Linked DNA regions of Mus musculus: region 1 is linked to region 2. The links are chromatin loops, found by intact Hi-C in ENCODE. Cell type or tissue: heart. All regions are shown on one strand.

Region 1 (8,000 bases), 290 kb after region 2:
AATGAGACAGCTTTCCTTTGCCTCTAAAGGTTTTAGTTTCAGATCGGTAGCCTGGGGTGTGTTGGGTCACTGTTCTCCCTCCAGCGCTGCCAAGGCCTGAATCCTTTGCTGTTAGGATGACCCCAAAAGCGGGACTTTGTGGGCCAGTTGGATAAAACACAAACTCATCTCGCCCTCAAAACCCCGATTCTGGGCCCACCGCCTCCAGAGCCTCTTCTCTGAAGTGAGCCCCTCTGGGGTTCGCAGTTCCCAGCTCCGGGCAGCCTTGCCCTAGAGACAGGGTTTGGAAGAAGGCAGAGTAACTAAAAATGCCTACCTCTTCCTGCTGTAGGGAGGTTCATCTGCACCCCCCCCCCAAAGCCAGGGAGTCACTGTGGAGGGAGATACTGTGTCTAACTCTGCCATTCATCCCACATGATCAAGTCTGAAAACATTCCAGCAAATACCAGGGTTCTCGAAAAGTCCTTTTACCAAGCATAAATCTCAAACACCCCACCCCATCCACCTCCAGCTAAATAAAGTTCCGTTTATACTCTTAATTGTCTCATTAAAGTCAAATTTGCTGTTCAATCCAGATTGGGAGAAATTATTTCCATCTTTAATAGCTTAATTAGGCTTTGGGTTCCCAAGAGGACACCGCTGCAAGCACACCTTTTCTCCCCATTTTAGCCCCCTCCCTTTTTCACAACTTCTCCTAAAAATAAATTATAAATATGGATGTGTCCTCAGAAGACGTGAATGGCACATTCCTCCGCTCCCCTTAGTGGGACTGGAAGCAAGAAAAACCAGAACCGTCACCCTCCCGACCTGAATCAAATATCTTTTTCCTAATCACCCCCAACTTGGTGTCGTCTCAGTCCCAGACATCCGGATCCTCACCCTAAAACCTAGTTTTAATCTATTTATTTTACACTAGTCCGGCTAGGCTACAGCCAAAGAGCCAAAGCCAACTGCTCCTAGAGGGAGGGGGTCCCCTAACTTTATTTAGGGGAAGGTAGTAAGCTGCTTCAGACTCTCGGGGACCGGCCCCTAGCGCGCCCTGCCAGCCGGGCCTCGGGACGCACGTGGAGTGTCGGGCGCGGCAGCGAGCCAGCAGCTTTTGCTCTGCGCGGCATTGATATCGGGGTCACGCAGCGAGTCAGTTTCTCGAATGGGTTTTCCGGAGTGGGGGCGGGGTGGTTGATTTTTCTACCTCCTGGTTCATCTCCAAGCCCTAGCTAGCACTAGGGAAGTCGGAGCCGCCTTGTCCCTGTCCCACCTCCTGGTCTCACACACGCCCCATTGGGAAAGGGGCTCGGGTGGGGATCATGTCTGCAGCCGTCAGGGTGGTAGCAGCCCAGACAAGCTGGGTCCCGGGAAGAGTCGAGCCCGAGCCCCCACCGCTACCTCCCCTCTCGGGCCCCCACCCACCCAGCCCGGCAGACAGCCGCCCCGCACCCCACGCCCCAGGGCCTGGACACCCACCTGCCCGGCTTCCTGCCCCAGCCCGAGGCAGGGAGCTGTGCAGGAAGAGCTGGGACACTCACCGCGCTTCCTCCTGGGAACAGGGATCCCCCCGGGGCCGCGCCTTCTGGCGCCCCAGAGGGCGTGCGTGGGGTGGGGTGCGCCCTGGAGCCCTGCAGCCATTCCACGCGATCCTCTCGGCGGTACGCGGGGGCAAACGAGGGTGAAGGGGACTTCTAGAAACAAAAAGAAACCCAGCCCCCTCCCCAGCCACACTCGGAGAGACAGGCTTTCCTGCAAGCTCGAGCAGCGCACGGTGCCCACGGGGCTGCACCCCGCCTCCGCACCCGCCACAAAGCCGCGCCCCCACCCGGGCGGCCCCCGCCCCCCCACGGGGCCTGGCCCCTGCCCCCTCCCCCCAGTCCAGTGGCCGGCCGGGGGCGGGGGCAGGGACGGCCGAGGGTTGGCCGTGCTAGGGAGGCGGCTCCTCAGGCCGGCCGTGGAGAAGGCTAGAGCTTTCCAGCGGAGCTCGCCCGCCCCAGTGACTGGGTGGGTGGGGGTGGCTGGGTGGGTGGGTGGGGAATACCTTCCTAGAAACCCTCTCCAGATACAGTTGCGGTCACTCGCATTCCTAGAAATGCGGCCCGGCCATGTCACTTGCGACCGTTGCGAGGGGCTGCGGAGAGGGACACAACAGATCCTAGGGTTCCCCATACTAGGGGAGGGAGAAGACTCTCCACTTTTAATGTGCCAAGAGACGAAACTGCCACTGTGCCTCCCTCTGGGAGATTGGGGGTGGTGAAGTAGGGAGCAGGCAGGATTCCAGGGATCGGTGAGCTGGAGGTGGAAGCAGCCGGGGTGCCCGAAATGGGGGAGCATCCACTTAAGATTCAGACTCGTCTTCCGGTCTGCCCCCTTCTTTTGGGAACTCCCGGTGCCTGCCGCAGGGATCGCCTTGGGCCCTTCCCCCAACTTTCCTCCAACACACACACACACACACACACACACACACACACACACACACACGCACACACACAAGCAGGAGAGGCAGCTAGCCGCGCCCCCAGCTCTTCCGCCCATTCCTTGTCTGTCTTAAATCTCTTCATGGGGCGACCGAAGTCCCTTGGAAGACCCCCAATCTAAATGTCAGGGACCCGCTCCACTCAGTTCCGGAGAGTTACTCCCAAACCCACCCGCCTTCACACCTAAACATAAGGTTGAGCTTTCTCCTTCCGAGTCCACCGGTACTCTTGCAGCCCCAGGCTCTGGAAATAGGGCTGGGGCAGGAAGGGGACACTTTCCACTGGAAAGGAAGGTCATGGCCTCTGGTTCTGTCACCCTGTCCCCCAAAATGTACTTTTGGTTTCAACATAAGGGAGCTTTCCCTAACTCAACTGGCTCCTGAAATCACCATTCCACACTCCTCTCCAAGGACCCCCAGAATCGTCAGAGATGCCATCACTCTTCTTGGCCAAAGAGGATCCGAATAACTAAGACATGCCTTGTTCCTCTCCAGAGCCTATGCTCTATGCGTGAAAACGTGACCGGACTGAGCTTCCCGGGATCATAAAAAATGTATCTGCTGTCCTCTGTTGGCCAACTGTTGTCACATTCAGAAGAGCACATCCACCAATCCAGAGTCTTGATTCCACGGGAAGTGGGAGAGTGCAAGGTGTGTGTGTGTGTGTGTGCGCGCGCGCGCGTGTAGCCCCCTCTCCCTTTGCTTTAGTGGTACCGCTCTGCCATTTAGACTGTAAGCCTGATTGAGAAAAGCCAGGCCTTCCCGTTCAGTGGTGAAGCCTGCTTGCCCCACCAGAGTCTATTTTGCCTCCTGCATCTAACCAATCTAACCAGCTAACCCCTTGGTTTCCGGCAGAGCCTGAATTGGAGTTGAATATTGAGCATCATCCACAGACAGAGAACATGGTCATCCTTAACAAGACCCTGAGCTGGCACTGCATGGCAGGAGAGTCGCTCAGCTACAGAGCAGACTGGGGCCTCCCCCATGCCACACACACATTGCCCGATTTCTCTTTCCTACTGACCTGGTACCTTCTCTCTTCCTGATTTCAGCTCAGTCTTCTCCAGGCAATGCAACCTAGGACAAGTAATGAGTAGTGGTTTTGTTAAGTACTCCTAGTAGTACTCCTAGGTAGTGGTTTTGTTAAGTACTCCTAATAGAAAGCCTCTTTTAAATCTGCCCCCCAAAGGTCTACAAAGTGGCTTCTTTCTTCTATGCATGCATCACCGCCATTGGCTTAACTCCCACTTTACAGATGGGGAGACTGAGGCCCAGAGAGCCTCTGGGGAGTTCAATATGTAGTTCACAGGCTGTATGTAGAGACAAGGAGACCTATGAATGCAAGTAAACGATCTGTGTGTGTGATCTGGGGGTGGGGGATGAGGTTTAGCACCAACTCCTCCAGGTTGGGGATGCTCAGTCCACTGGACCACCTTCCCTAGCTTCTGACCGGGTACATACTCTTTGCTTCCAAGTCCAGCCTTCTCTCTCTGCTTCAGCCTTGAGCTCGTGTTCTTCTCTCATTACATTGTATCCTTGTATCAGCACCCCCGCCCCATTCATCTGTGAGCCTCGGGGCAGCCATCCATTCTCTCCAGCTCTGGAGCCCTGGCACCAGGCCCCACTGGCACACAATGGAGCTCCAGCTATCTTTGTTTAGGAAAATGAGCAGAAGGGAGGAAGGCACTGGAAGAGAGAGAGACTGACTGGGTGAGATCAAGGTGATCTTTCATTTGTGGCAATGTCAAAGTTTCCAGGAGGTTAGAACTCGAGGTCCCATGTAGACAGACAGACAGACAGACAGACAGACAGACAGACAGGTGAGATTCTGGCCTGAGGCCTGAGGCTTCCGGTGGCTGAGGCAATGATTGACACCTGTTAGGGGGTGATGCTGCAAGCTAAGAGAACTGGCAGAGAGCATGGCTTTACAATAAAAGAAACCAGAGATCCAGCTACAACTGAGTACAGAGCTCTGGTCCTCTTGAGTTTCAGTTCCCATAGTGGCAATGTTGGGGCTGTGAAAGGATCAAATTGCATGATCTCCATGGAGCCTTGCAGAGATCAAGCACAAAGTAAGTGCTCAATAAATTATAGCAATTGTCGTGAGCAGCCACATGTGATATGGAACAGGTATGCCAGTGTATGCTGTAAAGTGTGACGGAGGCTCCCTTCCTAAGTAAGTAAGGGGTGGTTAGCTGTCCCTGGCATCCACAGCATTCCACTTCTGTGGTGGTTTGAATATGCATGGCCCAGAGAGTGGCACTATTAGGAAGTGTGACCTTGTTGGAGTAGGTGTATCACTGTGGGCTTGGGCTTTAAGACCCTCATCCTAGCCTCCTGGAAGCCAGTCTTCTACTTACCTTTGGAACAAGATGTGGAATTCTCAGCTCCTCCAGCCCCACATCTGCCTGGAAGCTGCCATGTTCCTGCCCTGATATTAATTGACTGAACCTGTAAGCCAGCCCCAAATAAATGTTGGCCCTTATAGGAGTTGCCTTGGTCAAGATGTCTGTTCACAGCAGTAGAACCCTAATGAAGACAACTTCCAAACCCACTGGAGCCAAAGCAGAGGCAGCATTTGCATGTGGGTGGGTGAACAAGAGTGACCTGACTGACCTGCCCCGAGACACCAGGAGGAAGAAGATTGAATGCTTAACAGTTTTAGACACGGTGCCAACGTCTGTCAACACACTAGAGGAAGCTAGGCTTGTTGGTATATACCTGTAATCCCAATGTGTGAGGAGCAGAAACAGAAGCATGGAGAGTCAAGACTAACCTTGGCTACACTGTGAGGACCTCTTCTCAAAGGATGCCGTGTCTATCAAAAACATACAAGGGCTGAAGAGGTGGTTCAGTTGGTAAAGTGTTTGCTATGCAATATGGAGGCCTTAGTTTGCCTCAGCACCTACATGGAAAGCAGGGCGTGGCAGGTAACACCTCTGGAGGCAGAGGTGAGAGAATCCTTGGGGCTTGCCTTTCAGACTAACTTAATGGGCATGCTCCAGTTTCAGTGAGAGATGTGGCTCAATACAAGGTGAGAAGCCATTGAGGAAGACACTGGCAGTGATCTGTAGCCTCTACATGAACACATGTGCACCCACATGAACACACACAGAGACCACCACACACCCACAAAGAACATCACATACAACAACAAAAAATAAACAAGGAAGGAAGACGAGAAACTGAGCTGGGAGTGGTTGTGGCAGCTCCAGCTGTTTGACTTAGCATGGTGGACCTCTATGAGCTTGAGGCAAGCCTAGTCTACATGCCAGCTCCAGGCTAGTCAGGGTAGATAGTGAGACCCTGTCTAAAAGATAAAACAGGAGGAGGAGGAGGACAAGGAGGGGCAGGAGGAGCAGTAGGAGGAGCTAAAGGAGCAGGAGCAGGAGGAGGAGGAAGAGGAGAAGGAGGAGGTGGAAGAGCAGGAGAAGGAGCAGGAGTCAAAGGAGGAGGAGGTGGTGGAGGAGGGGGAGGAACAGGAGGAGGAGGAGCTGAGGAAGAGGAAGAGGAAGAAGTGGAAGAGCAGGGAGAGGAGCAAGGAAGCAAGATACAAGAAGGTCTGGACTAAATGGAAATGAAAGGTCTACTTTGCCATGGGAACAGAACTCTTCTTTGAAATCCACTGGAGCCATCGCCTGACTCTTACACAGACAGCAACTTAAAAATAAATGCCTGCTAGATTCAGAAGTTTTTGTTGTTGTTTTTCTTCGCCTAGAGCTTGCCCACAGGTCCACATGACCTGGATGTATTCATTTGGCCCAAATAGCATCTAAAATAATAGCAATACATTTGGTTCAGAGGCCAACATTTTTAAATCAGGAAATTTCATATTTTCTTCAAAGTCCAGTTTTGTGGTTTTTTGTTTTTATTTCTTTTCTATTCTCTTTCTTTCTTTCTTTCTTTCTTTCTTTCTTTCTTTCTTTCTTTCTTTCTTTCTTTCTTTTTTTTAATAGCTGGCTAAAGGGTTTGATAGTTAAAGGGCCACAGCCTCACTGGGCAAGAGGCATTTGGAGCAGAGCATGTTGAGGCTGTGGGTAGAGTGCTTGCCAAGCATGTATAAAGCCCTGGGATCCATCCCCAGCGCCACATAAACCAGCATGGTGATACATGATTGTAAGTGCCTCAGCATGAGAGATGGAGGCAGGGCGACCAGACGTTTGTGGCTGTTCTACATAGAGAATTCTAGGCCAGCCTGGGCTACATGAGACTATCCTGCACCAAAATAAAAAGAAGGTGGAGGAGGAGGAAGAACAGGAGGAGGAAGAGGAGGAAGAGGGAAAACAGAGGAGAAAGAGGGGAAAAGAAAGGAGAAAAGAGGTCTCTTGCAGATCTTGCATGTAGTGAGGCTTCCAGACTCATTGGTTCAGTTTTGCCCACACTGAGTCACCCATCTACACTCCCCTGACTGAGGGGGCTCCTGGTCAGGGAAACACAAGAGCCACAGCGCAGTGAACTCAGCAGAAGGCCCCCTAGTGCACACTCCAAGCTCTGTCACACTTCTTTTAAGTGTTGCTCATGCCGAAACACTCTCCTGGCTTGAAGGGAGGAATGTGTACGACTGTTCACTTTCTTATGAAAGCGTCCATATTTCTTTTTTATTCTTTAATGTCACTTTCTAAGCATCGATGTTAGCCCAGGTAGGGTGTGGGGAGGTGGGGACCGGCCAGGCCTGCCCTTTTTAGAAGGTCAGAGTCAGGGACACAGCTTCTTCATTGGCATCTCGTCCATGGGAGTGCAGGTTGAGTGCGACCTGCTCTCCAGGGTCCTCGCCTGTTTGCTCTTTGTGCTTTCCCTTTACATGGTTTTTTTGAGGAAACTGTGAGCCTGACCGGCAGCCTCTCTTTGTTGGCTTCTCTTCACCACTCACGCCAACCTGGAGGTCTATCCTTATCAACAAGCCAGATTCACGAGAGTGTCTTGTGTGGAGAAAGGACTTCTTTACCTTGTGAGGAGCCAATGCTGGCTGTGGTGATGGACCTCTGTAATCCTAGCCCTTGGGGAGCTCAGGCAGCAGGAACATGAGTCCCAAACAGCCTCAGTTCCACAGTCGCAGAGACAAAAACAAACTCGATGATGTCCATAGACCCAATCCCGTGTGTGCACTGATACTCATGCCTACTGACACAGTTCTTCACACGCACATGAAAGAGCATCAACTAAAGTTCCAGCAAGAGCAACTAATGCCGGGGCTCTGCTATCAACATAACGCCTAGCAGCCAGTGTGTGCCGTGAGCTTCCAGGGGGAGGGTTTCATGCGGTAAGTACTTGCCACACTCAAACAAGTAAGTAGATGTCAAAGAGGCACAAGGGAGCGTTTGGGGGCAATGTGTATATGCACGCTCCTTCATTCCCATGTTATCAAATTGTTAATTAAATTTGTGTAGTTAGTTTGTGTATATGTGTACATGGTGCTGGGAGTGGAACCCAGGGCTTTATGCTAAGCAGCACTCTAGCATGAGGCTACACCCCAGTGCATTAATGTGTGTGTGTGTGTGTGTGTGTGTGTGTGTCTGTGAGAGAGAGAGAGAGAGAG
Region 2 (8,000 bases):
TTTGAACCTTGAGCAGACTAGTTGTCTTGGTTCCATTATTTCTCAACCCACAACAGGATGGAGAGGAACCACTGCAGAATTAATGTGCCTGAGGTCTTGAACGAGGCGATAGGTACCATTAGATTTCTTAACTGCTAGTATAAGGGTGTTAAAGGGGGAAGAGGTAGGGCAAAGAAGCTTTTTTCTGAAAAGGTCAGAAATGATAGACTTAAGACCCCTGAGGCTCTGGAGAGAGAGGGGGTATTGAGTTTGGGTTATGTACCTGGTAGAGTCCAGTAATTGGATGACAACAGGAGAATGGTGTTTAGAAACAAAGGGGTTCTGGACGTCCCAGCCTCGGGGATCTACCTGAGAATGTAGTAAAGGAAATAAATAGCATGGTAGTGTTAGTAGGCTGGCTGGCTAGAAGAAGGAACAGAGGAACTGTTGGTGAGCTTGGGTTTAGGCGAATGGGAGGAGCAAAGGAAATAGAGGCTCCCCACTCAGCTAAAAGATCCCTTCCCAATGAAGGACAGGACATGTTGGCACTACCAAAAAAAGAATGGGTGAGAGGTACACCCCTTAAAATACAACTAAGTGATGGGGTCTGGTGAGGGAAGTAAGACTGTCCTCCTACCCTGACAACAGAAAAGCGAGAAGTGGGTCCCCAAAACTCTGTCAGGACTGAGTAAGTGGCCCTAGTGTCTTAGAGGAAGGAGATGGGCTGCCCACACACCACAATATCTACCTGGGGCTCCCTGCTAGTGATGGCAGTGGTCGGGTCAGGGGAGCTCAGGCCTTGTCAGTCGGCCATAGCCAAGCCTAGGAGACCAGTTAGAGGATTGTTTGGGGGTGATGTCCCTCTGTTCTGTGTAACATGAGGGCAATCGACAGCCCAATGTCTCTCTTGATGGCACCTAGGGCATGGCCCCCTTGGCTTGCGGAAGTTAGTGCAGGCTTTTGCTCAATGATCTTGTTGACCACATTTGTAGCAGGTACCTGGTGGTCTCTGGGTCTTAGAAAACCAGGAGTCAAGGGCAGTGACTGGGGCTCGTTGGATAGCCTGTGCCAGCATATGGTATTGTTGTTTGCAAACTTTCTCATCTCTTTTATGGTATACTTTGAAGGCCAGCACTAAAACTTCTGCCTGTGGAGTTAGGGGTCCCCTTTCTAGCTTTTTAAGTTTAGCTCTTATGCCGGGGTAGCTCTGGGAAGAGAAATAGGTCATCAGAAGTAGCTTACCTTCTGGGTTTTCAGGGTCCATATTGGTATGCTGTAATAAAGTCTTTGTGAGGCATTCCAAAAATTGAGATGGATTTTCCTGCGTGTCCTGGACAACCTCTTGGAGTTTTTCAAAATTTACTGGCTTTAAGGCTGCCTTTCATGGATTGGAGAAATGGCTCAGCGGTTAAGAGCACTGACTCCTCTTCCTGAGGTTCTGAGTTCAACTCCCAGCAACCACATGGTGGCTCACAACCATCTGTACTGGGACTTCTTCTGGTGTGTCTGAAGACAGCTACAGTGTACTCGTATACATAAAATAAATAAAATCTTTTTTTAAAAGGCTGCCTTTCTAAGACCTGCCAAAAGGCATGTAATAAACCTGTCTCTGGCTAAAATACCACATGTGGAGTTATAGTCCCATTGAGGGTCCTGGTCTTAGAAAGGCAGCCTTTTAGAACTGTCTCCGATCCCATCCGCTCTGTTTGATGAATTTCGTCTGCACGTGTTCTTGCTTGCTCCCAAACTCGCCTGCATTCCTCGGGAAGTAAGTTATCAGTAAGTATCATATGTACATCGTGGAAAGTCAAGCTGTAAGATTGAGTGATATATTGAAACTCTTTAATAAAGGCAGAGGAGTTAGAGGTGATGGTCCACATGGCCGTGATCTCACTGCTTGTGCGGCCCCTGCTGTGGTGTGTGCCATAGCAGCTGTTGATGCTACTGCTGATTCCTGGGTTTCAGCGCCAAAACGATGTATTAAAACAGCGGCTTATGTCTGAACACAGCACACTAGACCAAAACAGTTCCATGGGTGAGAGGTTTATTGGGGGTGGGGGGCGGTGGTGGCAGAAAGAGAAGGGAGAAAAAAGAGAGGGAGGGGTGTTCCCCTTATTTATAATGACGAAATGCAGGTAAAGGTACCACTGGATTTTATCCTCAGCTCCAGAGCAAAATTCTTTACAGAAGTTATAGCTTACCGCAGGAATTTGACACTCGTGATGACCAAATCACATGGAAGGGAATGAATTATCCAAAGTCTCCCAGATTATACTTGGAATATAAATCAAGATTATTTTTGGGAGCCGGGCGTGGTGGCGCATGCCTTTAATCCCAGCACTTGGGAGGCAGAGGCAGGCGGATTTCTGAGTTCGAGGCCAGCCTGGACTACAGAGTGAGTTCCAGGACAGCCAGGGCTGCACAGAGAAACCCTGTCTCGAAAAACCAAAAAAAAAAAAAAAAAAAAAAAAAAAAGATTATTTTTGGGAAAGCCTTCACCCTGAGTCTTCTCTGAAGATTTCAGGAAGGCCATAGTAAGCAAAGTAAAGTTGTTCTTCTAACAACATTAGTTCTTCAGGATAAGAACTAGGTTTAGGTGCAGTAACATGTAAGCCCAATTCCCAAAGCTTTACAACAGTACACATTCATTTCTTAGGCTGGAGAGATGGTTCAATGGGTAAGAGAGGTTGCTGATCCTGTGGAACATCAGAATTTGGTTCCCAGAACTAAGGTTAGGAGGTTCAGTATCACCTGGAACTTCTCACATTCCAGGGATCTAGCAATCCTTCTGGCTTCCATAGGCACCTGTACTCACAAGGTTATATTCTATATAAAGACATACATACAAGCATAATTAATTTTTCAAAGAATTACTTATTTATCTTATATATACTTTAGCTATATGCTAAACATTGTAGCTGTTTTCAGACACACCAGAAAAGGGCATTCAATTCCATTACAGATGGTTGTGAGCCACCATGTGGTTGCTGGGAATTGAACTCAAGACCTCTGGAAGAGCAGTCAGGGCTCCTAACCGCTGAGCCATCTCTCCAGCCCATATTTAATTTTTTTAACTTTAAAAAGGTTTTTTTGTTTTTTGTTTTTTGTTTTTTTGGTGCGGGTGTGTGTGTCTTTAATCCCAACATTTAGGAGGCAGGAGAACTTCTGTGAATTCAAAGGCAGCCTTGTCTACTTGTCTATAGAGTGAGTTCCAGGACTACACAAAGAAATACTGTGTTGAAAAACAAACAGGAAAGATTTCTTTCCAATACCTTATAACTACAACAGACTAAGTGCTTAGCCTTCACTGGGACCAGCAGTTCTGAGACTGAAGGAATGATAGACACCGACACTTGCTACCTCTAAAAGCTTCTGCTAAAGAGATACCTAGGTCCCTTTCACCACATTTCATTGGTCAAGTGACCCAACTTCCAGCCTGCTAGGTGAAATGATCAGTGTTATTAATGATAAGGCATACAAGCTACCCAAACACTGGGGGGGGGGGGGGGTTGGTGTGTGTGTACTCATCCCGGGCTGCCTCTTAACTCAATACGTACCCAAGACCTGAACTTGTGTTCTTCCAGCCTCAGCCTGCAGACTGATGGGATCACAGGCACACATCGTCTGGTTTAGCTGTTTTGCTTGTGTTCTCCATTAATTCTCTCTCTCTCTCTCTCTCTCTCTCTCTCTCTCTCTCTCTCTCTCTCATTTGTATGTGTGCACACGTGCACACTTTGTTTCTTTTTCCAATACTATAGTTCTCTTCAAATATATATCTCCAGCTTTGCAATCTTTATAATCAGAAAATAAGTTTCTTCCTTTTGCCCACACCTAAATCAAATACTGCCTGGTAAGAATCTTTAGGCCTAGGTCGTCCACCAGGGGGCGGCCTGTACCACTGCTCCAGGAATTCCTATTGGCAGCAGGACCTCTGCCTAGCTGAGTCTGTCTCTCTTCCTTTGGTGTCTTTGCTCCATGGTCCCATCACATTCCTACGTATCTGGAAAGTTCATCTCTTACGTGGCTTGGAGAGTTTTCTTTAAGTCCCGAGGAAGAGGAATTGCAAGATTTCTGTCCCTGACCTCATGTTCTATCTCAGCAGATTTCAGTCCTGGATCTAACCACCAGGGCTATAACTAGATTCATCAGCTTCACCCTCTGCAGCATTTTCCACGGGGCAACCCTCAACCAATCAGAGACAGGAGCCTAGAGCTTCTTTCGTTTGTTCTCCGCATGGGCACTTAGGATACAATTTCTAGATGAATTCCCTAGAAGGTCTTGTTTGTGTGAGCTCTGCTCACTCAGACACAGAAACTTGTTCTTGCATTTCTGCCTTCCTCTGGCTCCATTCTCTGCTCCCTGGATATACTTTACAGCCCAGGCTCTGCTTTTGGGAAATGACAGATCATTCAGTCTGAGACATGGAGGTTCATACCCTGGAACCAAAATCCTTTGCTATCCTGTCATTGTCCTGCTCCCATCTTCACATCCCTTATGTCTTCATCCTGTCCCTACAGTCAGTAGAGACTTCTGGGGACAAAACTGTACCTGGTCCTCTGTTGTGTTCCATTAAAGGACCTGCCCTTGAGGACATGGTGGTCAGTCCATGCTAGGGACACGGTGAATGAATAGCAGAGGGACTGAATCAAGTTTCTTTTCTTCCCTCACTAATGGGTGTTGGACCTCCAGCCTCAAACATACTTAACAGCAAGCACATCCACTGATCAGCATCTCCAGCTCTCTGTTTCTTCAACCCCCTTATCCCTGGTTTAAGAAGGATGTCAGTTGCTCAGGCTGACCTTGAGCTAACTCAGTAGCTTTGAGCTTGACCTCCCTTGGACTGTCCTTGAACTTGCCATCGTTCTGCCTCAGCCTCCCAAGCAGCTCTGGGCCTGTAGACCTACCTGAGTTGATTCTTCTTCTAACATTTATTTAGCTGATGGAGGTGGGGAATGTGGCTAATGTGCCTGTGAAGGGAGGTGGCTCTCGACTTTCAGCATACACTTCCTGGAATCAGATTCAGGTCCCGAGGCAATGTAGCAAGTGCCCTTAGCCACTGAGCCATCTTGCTGGCTCCTAGCTTTCTCAGACATGCTTTTACTCGGTAGCTCAAGCTGGCTTAGAACTCACTATATAGTCTAGTCTGGTCTCAAACTCACAACAATCTTTCTACCTCAGCCTTCCAAGAGGTCAATGTCTTTTTCACAGAGCAAAACTGAGGAAAGGTGAGAAAGAACTCCCACGGGAGGTGCTCCAAGAGCGGAGTGCTCTGCATGAAGCGTCTTGAGGAACTACGTACCACCATGAGCAGTCCTGTCCCTACTCTCAACTTCTGTTTTTCATCTGTCAGTAGAGTACCCAAGCATCTTCCAGGACGTCAATTTCAAAACAATGCCCTATGGTCATCTGCAGGGACCCTCCTGGAACAGGTGGCTCTGAGTGTTGGGGTCACAGGAGGCCATGCCCTTTCTTAGGGTGCTGAACACTCAGGTTGTCATTTACTTTTTCTATAATCTAAAAACTTGGAGTATTTGAAATCTCATCTGTCCTATATCAAAAAGGTTTGACTGAGTGGTGACCAAGGCCAGGCAGAGTAGTGATGGCCACACAAGAAGCATGACATGAGACTGTAGAAGGCACGCACACTCCAATGGAAAGAGCATTACCCACTGGGTAGCAGGAAAGGAAGGAAGACTTGTCCCTGTGAATTATCATAGCAGGGACCAAGACAGATTGAGTACCAAGTGGAATGAGTTCTACTCATGGCCCCTCTTCTCTTTTCTTTTCCTTCCTTCCTTTCTTTCTTTCTTTCTTTCTTTCTTTCTTTCTTTCTTTCTTTCTTTCTTTCTTTCTTTCTTTCTTCTTTTTTCTTTTTTCTTTCTCTCTTTCCTTCTTTCTCTCTCCCTTTCTTTCTTCTTTCTTTCTTCTTTCTCTCTCTTTCCCTTCCTTCCTTCTTTCTTTCCTTCCTTTCTTCTTCTCTTCCTCCTCCTCCTCCTCATTTGGTTTGTTTGTTTGTTCATTTGTTTGTTTTAAGACAGGGTCTCTCTGTGGTAGTCCTGGCTGTCCTGGAACTCACAATTTAGACCAGAATGGCCTCAAACTTAGAGACCTACTTGCCTCTGCCTCCTGAGTGTTGGGATTAAAGGCATGGACCACCTACTTTTAATACTTAACATTTTAAAATTATTTTAGTGTGTATATATGAACATGATGCATGGGAGGGCACAGTACAAGTCCAGAGGTCAAAGGACAACTGTGTAGAATCAGTTCTCTCCTTCCCCCTTTACATGGGTTTTAGGATCAAACTTAGGTTTCTAGGCTTGTGTGGTTCCCTCTAAGCCATCTCACCATGCCTCTGGCTTCCCAGTTCTCAGACCCTCAGTGTCTCTCTATGACAGTGAATGGGTTGGGGTCCTAGGCGTACAACCTGTGTTGTGAACCTTCAAGCCAGGGAAACCCAATTCACCTTGTCATTTTTTTTTTTTTTTTTCTGGAGATCATTCTTACCCTTACTAGAATTTGTCCATGGAGGGGGGGTGGTTCCAAGGTTTCACTCAGATCAGATATGAAATCTAAACAACAAAAATTATTGACCAATTGAATAGTGCTAGTCTCAGGGGCAAAAAGCAATAATGTGTCCCAATTATCATGCCTTTTCAGTATGAAAAGTAGGCATCAGTTGAGTACACCTCCTTGCTTACACACATTCCCCAGAAGAACCATAACCATCCACAAACGGGAAGCCTGAGGCAGACTGCACGGGATAGATAACTCCCACACGATCCTGCTCGCTCCATTCCAGCCCTTGTGTCGTAAGCGCCCCTCCCCCACCTCTCCGAGGTCTGCCTCATTGTATAGTCCAGGCTGGTTCCGAACTCCTCACGTTCTTCTGACCTAGCTTTCTAGTCCACCACCACCAAGGCTCCAGCTCTTTTTATTAGAAATGGCTGCCTGACTTGGGACAACCCTTGACTACCTCAGTTTCTCGCTTTGTGGTGGTATTAGTGAGGAGATTGTAGAGTGTTAATTGTGACTGCCCCACAGGAGCAGTTACCCGCGTTGTAAAATGTTACAGTAAATTAGAATAACACGGCGAAAATTAGCATACCGTCCCCCTCCCTCCCCCACCCCCACCCCGCATTTTAACTGCAGCGTCAGCAGCATCTTTACACTCTGTGGAGGCATCCCCGAACCTGATCCCCTTTTGGCCTCAGCATTCCATTTGGTGTCTGGATTACTTTTTGGAACTAATCTGCAGAAGTCAGAGACAGTCACTCCTCAAGGCTCCAGGTGACCACTCCTGCTTGACTCCGCCCCACGGAAAGAAGGTGAGGTAGGGGGCGGGGCTGGTGGTGGGGGTCGGCAGGATTGGTGAGTATACTGGCCCTTCTGGTCAGTCCTACACCTGTCACTCTCCTATGTGTGGGCCACCTCTGTGACGGGCAATAATGCTGCTGCTACTGCTGCTGTTGCTGCTGGGACCTGGACCCGGATTCAGCGAAGGTAAGTGAGGACTGACTGGCTTCCTCCTGCCTGGGATTTTTTCCTCACCGCCCCAACTCAACACCTAGTTCCAGCACCCTGAAGCCTTAAAATCCCCAGTCCCTTCATCAGATGCCCACACATCCATCTTCCCAGACACCCAGGAGTCATGTCTTTGATTCCTTCCAGAGCCCTCCACTTAGGCATTTCACTCAGGAACTCAGAAGGGGAAGAGGGGTTGGTCTCAGAGTCCTCCCTTCCTGAACCCCATAGTTACTGCGGTCCTCTCCAGCAGCCTGAAGCTCCTAGCCTCTGATCCTGAGTCATGTGAACTGGCTATCACTTATAGAGGGGGTTTTCCTCACTCACTCCTACTACTCTAGAAAGGCCCCTCTTGGTGATTCTTTAATCCTAGAGTACAATAAAGCATAGAGGCACAGAACCAACCCCGGCCTTACCTGGGTACAGAGGTGCAGGTGTGAAGCCTCTCTCCTCCTGGACAGGCTCACCCAGACCAACATCTCAGATGCCACAGTTGC

The links. Hi-C counts contacts between places; a loop is a spot of excess contacts. Peaks named below come from ENCODE experiments on the same cell type or tissue, not always from the same donor. Only the 100,000 strongest peaks of a DNase experiment are listed, where the experiment ranks them.
Region 1: it touches region 2 in a loop (2.8-fold over the local background); 11 of 42 quality-filtered maps call a loop at or near these places.

Annotation. Positions count from the first base shown.
Region 1 is chr16:13,441,719-13,449,718 of GRCm38, reverse strand. It overlaps Gm32817 (predicted gene, 32817), which reads right to left and starts at 1,767. Exons shown (of 4, transcript NR_169006.1): 1 at 1,527-1,767. Gm53058 (predicted gene, 53058) reads right to left here and starts at 1,767. Exons shown (of 5, transcript NR_169187.1): 1 at 1,527-1,767. It overlaps Mir193b (microRNA 193b), which reads right to left and starts at 196; the gene lies at 118-196. In heart, a CTCF peak has its summit at 3,036 (motif pointing left); DNase peaks (open chromatin) are centred at 1,048, 1,718 and 2,438; H3K4me3 peaks cover 3,263 bases; H3K27ac peaks cover 2,868 bases; H3K27me3 peaks cover 495 bases.
Region 2 is chr16:13,729,839-13,737,838 of GRCm38, reverse strand. Pla2g10 (phospholipase A2, group X) reads left to right here and starts at 7,355. Exons shown (of 4, transcript NM_011987.4): 1 at 7,355-7,482. The coding sequence starts at 7,428. Pla2g10os (phospholipase A2, group X, opposite strand) reads right to left here. Exons shown (of 3, transcript NR_040574.1): 1 at 7,920-8,000; 2 at 263-348. In heart, a CTCF peak has its summit at 3,861 (motif pointing right); a DNase peak (open chromatin) is centred at 3,898; H3K4me3 peaks cover 775 bases; H3K27me3 peaks cover 260 bases.